2 separate regions of the Homo sapiens genome follow, and region 2 is linked to region 1. A link is an interaction called in ENCODE POLR2A ChIA-PET data of the cell type or tissue named here. Cell type or tissue: PC-9. All regions are shown on one strand. Each heading gives the region's core, and the rest is flanking DNA. Links, peaks and the distances in the headings are about the cores only. Region 1 overlaps VMP1 (vacuole membrane protein 1). Region 2 overlaps RPS6KB1 (ribosomal protein S6 kinase B1).

What was found. Peaks named below come from ENCODE experiments on the same cell type or tissue, not always from the same donor. Only the 100,000 strongest peaks of a DNase experiment are listed, where the experiment ranks them.
Region 2: POLR2A ChIA-PET joins it to region 1 with 28 read pairs; 7 of 35 experiments call an interaction of 5 or more read pairs at or near these places.

Annotation. Positions count from the first base shown.
Region 1 is chr17:59,830,641-59,836,024 of GRCh38, reverse strand. The region is part of intron 10 of VMP1 (vacuole membrane protein 1); the gene reads right to left. Among named protein-coding and RNA genes, the nearest start is that of MIR21, 7.9 kb to the left of the region's middle. RefSeq lists an enhancer at 916-1,415. In PC-9, for the core only: no CTCF peak of the experiment used is centred there; a DNase peak (open chromatin) is centred at 3,004; H3K4me3 peaks cover 358 bases; H3K27ac peaks cover 5,000 bases.
Region 2 is chr17:59,938,951-59,944,334 of GRCh38, reverse strand. RPS6KB1 (ribosomal protein S6 kinase B1) reads right to left here. Exons shown (of 15, transcript NM_003161.4): 13 at 3,392-3,499. Among named protein-coding and RNA genes, the nearest start is that of RNFT1, 23 kb to the left of the region's middle. In PC-9, for the core only: no CTCF peak of the experiment used is centred there; a DNase peak (open chromatin) is centred at 3,354; H3K27ac peaks cover 1,457 bases.

The DNA of each region.
Region 1 (5,384 bases), core at 236-5,235:
TGACTTTTAAGCAGACTTATATTAGGGAGGCAGACTAGTAATCTTTCCTTATATATTACAGGTGGGAATGCAAATAGCTCATCCATTTAGACTAGAAATAAATGACATGAATATAACAAATATATAAAATATTTTAAATATTTAATATATTAAATATATATAATTAAATATATGTATTTTTGTGTATATAAATATATGCACAAAAAGGTTGACTTTGAAAACTGCAAATTTATGTGGCCGGGAGCAGTGGCTCATGCCTGTAATCCCAGCACTTTGGGAGGCCGAGGCGGGCGGATCACCTGAGGTCGGGAGTTCGAGACCAGCCTGACCAATATGGAGAAAACCCGTCTCTACTAAAAATACAAAATTAGCCAGGCGTGGTGGCACATGCACAGAATCCCCACTACTAGTGAGGCTGAGGCAGGAGAATCGCTTGAACCTGGGAGGCAGAGGTTGCAGTGAGCCGAGATCATGCCATTGCACTCCAGCCTGGGCAACGAGAGTGAAACTCTGTCTCAAAAAAAAAAAAAACAAAAAACTGCATATTTATAAGAACTTTCCTTCTCATAAATCAATGTTTTCACTTTAACAGTACTCTGGCCAGGTGCAGTGGCTCACACCTGTGATCCCAGCACCAGGGGAGGCTGAGGTGGGCAGATCACGAGGTCAGGAGTTCGAGACCAGCCTGGCCAACACAGTGAAACCCTGTCTCTACTAAAAATACAAAAATTAGCTGGGTGTGGTGGCACACGCCTGTAATCCCAGCTACTCGGGAGGCTGAGGCCGAAGAATCGCTTGAACCCAGGAAGTGGAGGTTGCAGTGAGCTGAGACCACGCCATTGCACTCCAGCCTGGGCGACAGAGTGAGACTCCGTCTCAAAAAAAAAAACAAACAAAAAAGCAAAAAAACAAAACAGCCTGGCCAACATGGTGAAACCCTGTCTCTACCAAAAAGACAAAAATTAGGCCAGCCATGGTGGTTCACGCCTGTAATCCTAGCACTTTGGGAGGCCGAGGCAGGTGGATCACCTGAGGTCAGGAGTTCAAGACCAGCCTGGCCAACATGGCGAAACCCTGTCTCTACCAAAAAGACAAAAATTAGACCAGCCTCGGTGGTTCACACCTGTAATCCTAGCACTTTGGGAGGCCGAGGCAGGTGGATCACCTGAGGTCAGGAGTTCAAGACCAGCCTGGCCAACATGGTGAAACTCCATCTCTACTAAAATACAAAAATTAGCCGGGCATGATGGAGAGTGCCTGCAATCCCAGCTACTCAAGAGGCTGAGATGGGAGAATCACTTGAACCCAGGAGATGGTGGTTGCAGTGAGCCCAGATCGCACCACTCCACTCCAGCCTGGGCAGCTCAGCAAGACTCCGTCTCAAAAAAAAAAAAAAAATTAGCTGGGCATGGTGGCAGGTGTCTGTAATCTCAGCTACTTGGGAGGCTGAGATGGGACAATCGCTTGAACCCGGGAGATGGTGGTTGCAGTGAGCCTAGATCGCACCACTCCACTCCAGCCTGGGCAGCTAAGCTAGACTCCGTCTCAAAATAAAAAAACCAAAAAAACAAAAAACCCCCCCAAAAAACAAAAGTAGCCAGGCACGGTGGCACATGCCTGTAATCTCAGCTACTAGTGGGGGCTGAGGCAGGAGGATCCGCTTGAACCTGGGAGGCGGAGGTTGCAGTGAGCTGAGATCATGCCATTGCACTCTACCCTGGGCAACAGAGTGAGACTCCATCTCAAACAAAAACAAAAACAAAAACAAGGCTGGGTGCGGTGGTTCATGCCTGTAATCCCAGCATTTTGGGAGGCTAAGGCAGGCGGATCACTTGAGGTCAGGAGTTCGAGACCAGCCTGGCCAACATGGTGAAACCCCGTCTCTACTAAAAATACAAAAAATAAGCCAGGTTTGGTGGCGGGCGCCTGTAATCCCAGCTACTCGGGGGGCTGAGGCAGGAGAATCGCTTGAACCTGGGAGGTGGAGGTTGCAGTGCGCCATTGTCCTCCAGCCTGGGGAAAAAGAGGGAAACTCCGTCTCAAAACAAAACAAAAACAAAAATAAAAAACAGTACTGTAAATTGTCATTTAAATCTACCAGGGATAGCCATAGTCAAGCCATTATTTAAGAGAAAATTAAGAACCAAGACCCAAATGTTACAAAGAGTATGTTTTTGTTGTTTAGGGAAATGAGGAAGGGACTGGAAATAATAATTCTAGATTCCCTTCAAAATAATTTGAAAAGGTAAATAATTTACCATTGTAAGTCCATTAAGAGATACACTTTATGTACCCATAATAATTTTAAAAAGAGATACACTTTAGCTGATAGATACATTTTAGCTGATAGAGTACATCATATGATGTGTATTCACATGATGTATAACTTATCTTGAGGATAATGCTGAGATTAATATACCAATTTGTTATGTGTCTCTATGGAGGTTTCCATGAAAGACTAGGAAAACAGTTGAAAACAGACAAGAGGTTAAAAGTTTTATTTATTATTATTATTATGTTTCTTTTTATATTTTGTAGAGATGGAGTCTCACTATGTTGCCCAGGTGGGTCTCAAATTCCTGGCCTCAAAAGATCCTCCCACCTTGGTTTCCCAAACTGTCATCAAAATTTTAGTTACTTCTGTTTTTCATTTCTCTACCTCTACAATGACTTAGGCTACTGATGCCTCAGCTTCAACAAAGTACTCTTATACTATAGTTTGCTTAATTATCACTAAAGCTATTTTAGTAACGGACTAGATAAAAATAGAAATTACAGCTCTCACTCTTAACATGCATTTAAGGCAAACAATAATGCCAGCTCTAAATCTCATGTGTCAAGTTATTCTCAAGCAGCAGACCAGAAGCAAGAGTCCATTCTGACACTTAAGATTAATTTAAAGTGCACACACGGTGGGAGTAATAATTTGCAACACAGTTCAAAGGCTTTCTATAGTTGGTTTAGGAAATACCCTAAATGCCATTCTCCCTAAGCCATTACATTCTTGCAACCCTGTGCACCTTGCTAAAGATGCTAATCTCATCCCATAGTTAAGTTGGGGAAGTCCTCCAATTTGCCCTTAAGCTCTGATTAAATTCAAAGAATTACCATTTCGGCCGGGCATGGTGGTTCATGCCTGTAATCACAGCACTTTGGGAGGCCGAGGTGGGCAGATCACCTGAGGTCAGGAGTTCGAGACCAGCCTAGCCAACATGGTGAAACCCTGTCTCTACTAAAAATACAAAAAAAAAAAAAAAAAAAAATATTGCCAGGCACGGTGGTGGGCGCCCATAATCCCAGCTACTCGGGAGGCTGAGGAAGGAGAATCGCTTGAACCCGGGAGGCGAAGGGTGCAGTGAGCCGAGATTGTGCCACTGCACTCCAGCCTGGGCGACAGAGCGAGACTCTGTCTCAAAACAAAACAAAACAAAACAAAACAAAACAAAACAAATAACTACAATTTTGTGACATAGAAGAACATAAAGTAGAAGGAGAACAAATGGACATAGAACTATTTTTTCAGTCAACTGCAGGACTAAAATATACCTAAACTAGCTATGTAAGTAGGTACTTGCTCTAGGTGAGAAAGCCTTAGAAAAACAAAAAAAGAAGTAGGTTGGGCACCATGGCTCAGGAGTTCGAGACCAGCCTGGGCAACATGGCGAAATCCTGTCTCTACTAAAAATATAAAAAAATTAGCCAGGTGTGATGGCACGTGCCTGTAGTCCCAGCTACTCGGGAGGCTGAGGCATGAGAATTGCTTGAACCTGGGTAGTGGAGGCTGCAATGAGCTGAGATTGCACTCCAGTCTAGGTGACAAAAAAAAAAAAAAAAAAAAAAAAGTTGATCTCATTTGCTTTTCCTTGCTGTGAACCTTGAACACAGTGGGTAGAAAAATCTTAGTGGGTAGTAGTATCTTCATATTTTTATTCCTGGCACAAACATAACAGCAAATGTAAGATTAAAAAAAATTTTTCCACCAGGCATGGTGGCGCATGCCTGTAGTCCCAGCTAATCTGGAGGCTGAGCAGGAGGCTCTCTTGAGCCCAGGAGTTGGGATGGAGGCTTAGTGAGCTATAATCACGCCTGTGAATAGCCACTGCATTCCAGCCTGGGTAAAATAGTGAGATCCTGTCTCCGAAACAAACAAACACATTTCCAACAAATGATGCTAGTGGCAATTTTTACACTTTTGTTATTGTTAACTTCTGTTAAAAAAAAAACTCAGGAATGCAAATAAAATTTTTTTTTTTATTTAAAGAAAAAAACACAGACTTGAAACCTACTCAGAGCTCAAAATTGGTTTCATGGGAACAATATTTTCCCATGCTTACATACCTAGAATCTGTTAAACAGACCTAAGACAAACTTCTTGGCAAGCTTAAATATTGTAAAAAAAAAAAAAAAAAAAATCCATTCAAAATAACATTTGGGCAAAATTCTGCCAAGAGCCCTTGCCAAATTGCAAACAAAATCTATTATTTTTCTATGGTTTTTAATATATATGTTACTCTGCTTCTGGAAATCACTTATGTGACAAGAAATCTGTATTTTAGGCTGGGTGTGATGGGTCATGCTTGTAATCCCAGCACTTTGGGAGACTGAGGCAGGAGGACTTGAGGCCAAGAGTTTGAGATCAGCCTGGGCAACATAGTGAGAACCCTGTCTCTACAAAAGTTTAAAAAAGTAGCTGGGTGTGATGGCAAGTGCCTGTAGTCCTAGCTATTCAAGAGGCTGAGATGGGAGGATCCTGTGAGCCTAGGAGTTCAAGGTTAAAGTAAGCTAGGATTGAACCACTGCACTCCACCCTTGGTGAAAGAGCAAGACCCTGTCTCTCTCTCAATAAATCAATAGATTAGATAGATAGATAATAAATAAGTAAGATCTGAAATCTGGCCAGGCAGGATAGGGTGGCTCATGCCAGTAATCCGAGCACTTTGGGAGGCTGAGGTGGGAGGACTGCTTGAGTCTAAGAGTTCAAGATCAGCTTGGGCAACACAGTAAGACTCCTGTCTCTACACCCACACAGAAAATTAACCAGGTGTGGTGCACACCTGTAGTCCTAGTTACTCAAGAGGCTGAGTGGGGAGGACTGCTTGAGCCCTCCTAGGAGGTTGAGGCTGTAGTGATCTAAAATCACACCACTACACTCCAGCCTGGGCTACAGAGGGAGAACCTGTTTCTTAAAACACCAACAAAAAAGATTGATTCACCTTGTTTAGCCCTATTTACAGAGTGTATACTTAAAGTCTAAGCAGTTGAAGTCTCTAAGCCTAAGAATATTTTACCAGCATTAATAAAGTAAATTTTTTATTTAATATAGGCTCTGCTCCTTTCTCAAATACTTTTTTGAGGATCTCAGCATTAATGTGAGCATATAGGTT
Region 2 (5,384 bases), core at 308-5,307, 110 kb before region 1:
TCTTACTATTAGGCTACCAGCTGTCATTTCTCTAGCTGTCAATGTTCATTCTTTTAACCATCTTCACCTATCTTCTATTTATCAAAATCTATGAGTAAGCATTATGTGTTACAATAAATAAGACTCAGCAAAGCTCTGAGTGAAGTCCCAAAGAGTGAGGTGCAATTCTGAAGTGCATATGATTTGTGACAGTTATATGTGAACTTCAGAGAATAATTTTACAAACGTTCTGGTGGACTAAAGCTGTAACTACCAAGAGGTACAGGCTGTGCCTTAATCATCTTTGAATTTCCTCTAATTCTGTGATGGGGTCTTACAACAGGAATTAAAATATTTGTTGAAATGAGGTTGCTAGAACCACATTATCCAGATAAGTGGGATGTCACTATATGTGTGTGTGTATGTATGTGTGTATATATATATATGTGTATATATATATATATAATTTTTTTTTTTTTTTTGAGATGGATTCTAGCTCTGTCGCCCAGGCTGGAGTGCAGTGAGGGGCGTGATCTCAGCTCATTACAACCTCCTCCTCCCGGGTTCAAGCGATTCTCCTGCCTCAGCCTCCCGAGTAGCTGGGACTACAGCCATCATGCCTGGCTAATTTTTGTATTTTTAGTAGAGATGGGTTTTCACCATATTAGCCAGGCTGGTCTGGAACTCCTGACCTTGTGATCCGCCCACCTCAGACTCCCAAAGTGCTGGGATTACAGGCGTGAGCCACTGCACCTGACCTATTTTTTTTTATTAATGTTTAAAGAGATCCACTTTATGTAGAGAATTCTGGCTACAACCTAACAAATGAGTTGCTCTATTCATTAGCCAATTTAAGTAATTGTGAAAAGCTCAACAATACTTTAACTGGCAACGAAAGCTTCAATATCTCACTTTTACCACCACAACTTTGGATTTCTTGGCAGCTAAATAAAATGCTTCTATTTTGTGGGGGGAAAACTGTCACATAAGTTGAAATTCTGCAATGTCCAATTGAGGAAAAGGTCTCTATGTTAAATCAAAGGTATAAATTCCACATCTGTAGTACATGAGAGAAAAAAAATGCCAAAATTAAAGTGATTCATGCCCACTTCCCTAACTGAACCTAAGATTTTACTAACAGAGATGCCGTAACTTTGATCATGCACACATCAAACTTGAATTTAAAAACATGCATGCACTCACTCATCTTTTATCTCTTATGTAATACTGTAAGACTATATTTTGCCTATGTGCTCTATATTAATTTATAGGATTATTACTATTCAGTGTTGTTTACTCAAAACCATACTGTACTATACACAACTTTTGCATCCCATACTAACTTAATTTTTTTAATTAATTTTTTTTTTTTTGATACGGAGTCTCACTCACTCTATCGCTCAGGCTGGAGTGCAGTGGCACAATCTTGGCTCCTGCAACCTCTGCCTCCCGGGTTCAAGTGATTCTCCTGCCTCAGCCTCCCAAGTAGTTGGTACCACAGGTGCATGCCACCACACCTGGCTAATTTTTGTACTTTTAGTAGAGATGGGGTTTCACCATGTTAGCCAGGCTGGTCTTGAACTCCTGACCTCAAGGTTATAGCCATAAGCCACCATGCCCCAACTCCATGCTAACTTTAGAGCTTATTTCCCATCCCATAAGATACAACACTACTTGTATTACATAGTGAGCAATGTGGGGAAGAAAAGCTTAAGAATTAAGTTAGTGACAAATCCAGTGAACTCAAAAACAGGGAAAAAACACTCCCAAACAATTATTTTCCCCATATTCTATTCTCCCTAGAGTAGTCCAAAAACAAATGACAAAAGAAAAAAAAAGGATACAAAATGAGATAGATGTTCATGTGACATATTAAGTACAGTAATAAAATCAACAAGCATATGTGCTATTTGAGCAAAATAGTATGCATTCATGGTCTTCTGATATAAATCCATCATTTCTGTTGGCCAACATCAAAAACCTTTACTTTTCTGAGGAGACAAGCTATAAATCTATACAGACATTTCTACAATGAGAATTCACTATTACATATGAACCAATATGTTTTGATGTCAAATATTCACAATTAATGTTAAAAAAATCCCCTACTTGGCCTGGCACGGTGGCTCATGCCTGTATTCCCAACACTTTGGGAGGCCAAGGCGGGTGGATCACGAGGTCAAGAAATCGAGACCATCGACTGGGCGTGGTGGCTTACGCCTGTAATCCCAGCACTTTGGGAGGCCAAGGCGGGCGGATCATGAGGTCAGGAGATCAAAACTATCCTGGCTAACACGATGAAACCCCGTCTCTACTACAAATACAAAAAATTAGCCTGGCGTGGTGGCGGGCACCTGTAGTCCCAGCTACTCAGGAGGCTGAGGCAGGAGGATGGTGTGAACCCGGGAGGTGGAGCTTGCAGTGAGCTGAGATTGCGCCACTGCACTCCAACCTGGGCGACAGAGCGAGACTCCTTCTCAAAAAAAAAAAAAAAAAGAAATCGAGACCATCCTGGCCAACATGGTGAAACCCTGTCTCTACTAAAAATACAAAAATTAACTGGGCGTGGTGGCGCACGCCTATAGTCCCAGCTACTCGGGAGGCTGAGGCAGGAGAATCACTCGAACCCAGGAGGCAGAAGTTGCAGTGAGCTGAGATCGCGCCACTGCACTCCAACCTGGTGACAGAGCAAGACTCCGTCTCAAAAAAAAAAAAAAAAATCCCCTACTTATGTTAAGAGTACCAAAAATAGGGCCAGGAACGATGGCTCATGCCTATAATTTTGGCACTTTGGGAAGCCAAGGCAGGAAGATAGCTTGAGTCCAGGAGTAAAATAGTGAGACTCTGTCTCTACAAAAAAATAAAAAATTAGCTGCATGTGGCACACACCTGTGGTACAGGTACTCACAAGGCTGAAATGGGTGGATCACTTGAGCCTGGGAGGTCAAGGCTGCAGTGAACTGTGATCACACCACTACACTACACCCAGCCTAGGCTACAAGGTGAGACCCTGTCTCAAAAAAAAAAAAAAAAAAAGTACCAAAAATCTATAGCTGTTTCAGGAATAAAATACATGTAGTCAGTGAGGTTTTTCTCCCCGACTGCTATGACTAATTTTTGGTTGAGATGCTAAGCCAAACATCATTTTAAGTCTGTGGCCTAAAAAAAAAAGGGAATCATACTTTCCAAAGATTTGTACATTCCCACTCTAATTGCTAAAATAAAATGTTGGATTATGAAAATAAATTTTGTAGGCATCAATAAGTTATAAAGGCATGGCTTATTTAAAAAAAAAAAAAAAAGTGGGCCAGGTTACCTACATGAACTGCAAAGCAAGCAAACTGAATTTTCTTTGAAGAGCCCATCCTCACACTAAAATTTCCCATGACTACATGGAAATTCTTTCACTTACCAGAAAGACCTGATTGGCACTTTCACTGAGAGTTGAGTCATCTGGGCTGTCGACAGGTGTCTGACGTGTAAACTTGGAATCAAACTGACTTACATCCTCTTCAGATTGCTTTATACAAACAAAATAATTTAGAAAATAATAAATAGTCCATGTTACATCAATCAAATGCACTGTAAGCTCTGGGAGCTCTTTTCACGGGGGTTAACTATAATAAAGTATTAGAATAGTCTTAGCAGGCACAGAATGAAGAAAAAAATGTAGGTGGAAAGTACTGAGTCAAATTACATCTTCAAATCTTAAACATGCACTAAAATAGATTTTAGTATACAGTTATTCCTATTAAAAATGTGAATATATCGACTGGGCATGGTGGCTCACGTCTGTAATCCCAGCACCTTGGGAGGCTGAGGCAGGCGGATCATGAGGTCAGGAGTTTGAGACCAGCCTGGCCAAAATAGTGAAACCCCATCTCTACTAAAAATACAAAAAATTAGCCAGGCATGGTGGCGTGTGCCTGTAATCCTAGCTACTCAGGAGGATGAGGCAGGAGAATTGCTTGAACCCGGGAGGCACAGGTTGCAGCAAGCAGAGATCGTGCCACTGCACACCAGCCCAGATGACAGTGCGAGAGTCTGTCTCAATAAAAAAAAAAAAAAAAAAAAAAAAAAGTGAATATATCGAGCTCAAAACAAGCTGGAAAAAATGTTAATATCAATTTCCCCTCTCACAAAGCTTCAGTGTGCCTAGTCCACTGGCTAAATCCCTGTTTAGAGATAATTAGTTCAGTTGGCTACTGCAGGTTTGTAATAAACCTGAAAAACTACTGAAGCAGAGTTAAAACATGAATAACACTGGTAAGATGCTCCAGTTAAAGTTTCTTCCCACAGCTTATTTCATTCCTTTAGAAATCTAAAGGAACAAAAATAATTTTCTATTCTGCATGGTTTATAAGTTATATTTCCTTGTGAAAGTATAGTTATCACTTCAGTTCTAACCATGAGATTTATTTATTTAATTCCTTCTCTCTTTCCCAAAATATCTGGTTAGACTCTTGGGCCAAATGTAGGAAGTAAATAATAATTTAGAATATCTGACTTAATACTAAAAGATGACCACATTGACCTTATAATTCTCTTAGAGCCCAGACTGTGAACCTGCACTCCCTGGAGGAATGGCTGATTCCAAGTGTGGGGAAAATGTACAAGATAAGCATAGAACACCAGTTTCCTTATTTTGCTCTCTCGTACAACACCAGACCATGTGGTCATGTCAAAAGGACTCAGAAACCAACATGAAGATGCACCCAGCATTCACTGCACCAGCATTCAACGAAGGGAAAAATTGAGCATCAATAAAAATAACTGCTAGGTGCAGTGGCTCATGCCTATCATCCCAACACTTTGGGAGGCAGAGGCAGGTGGATTGCTTTTGAGCTCAGGAGTTGAAGACCAGCCTGGTGAACACGGCAAAACCCCGTCTCTACCAGAAACACAAAAATTAGCTGGGCATGGTGGTGTACCTGTGGTCCCAGCTACTCAAGAGGGTGAGGTGGGAGGATTGCTGGAGGCCGGGAAGTCAAGGCTGCAGTAGACAGAGATTATACCACTGCACTACAGCTTGGGTGACAGAGTAAGACCCTGCCTCAAAACAATAAATGAATAAATAAAAATAAAATAAAAATAACTGCGATGAAATGAAACACAAATGTGTTAAAACATATAAGTTCATAATATACTAAAAAAGAAAAAAACACACACACACAAAGTTCATTGGTCAATTCTGGAAGATGCTAGGGAACTAATTCATTATTTTGAAAACTAGGAAAGAATCAAACATACATCCTGCCTTTACTGTATGAACTATACCTTGGGTAACTAACTGATCAAAGAGTTTCTCTTTATGAAAGAATTCCAGCTAACAAAGAAAGAAGAAATAACAGTTAGAATAAGACCATTTCACAAACACCTGATGAAATTATAAAAGTAGGCCAGAG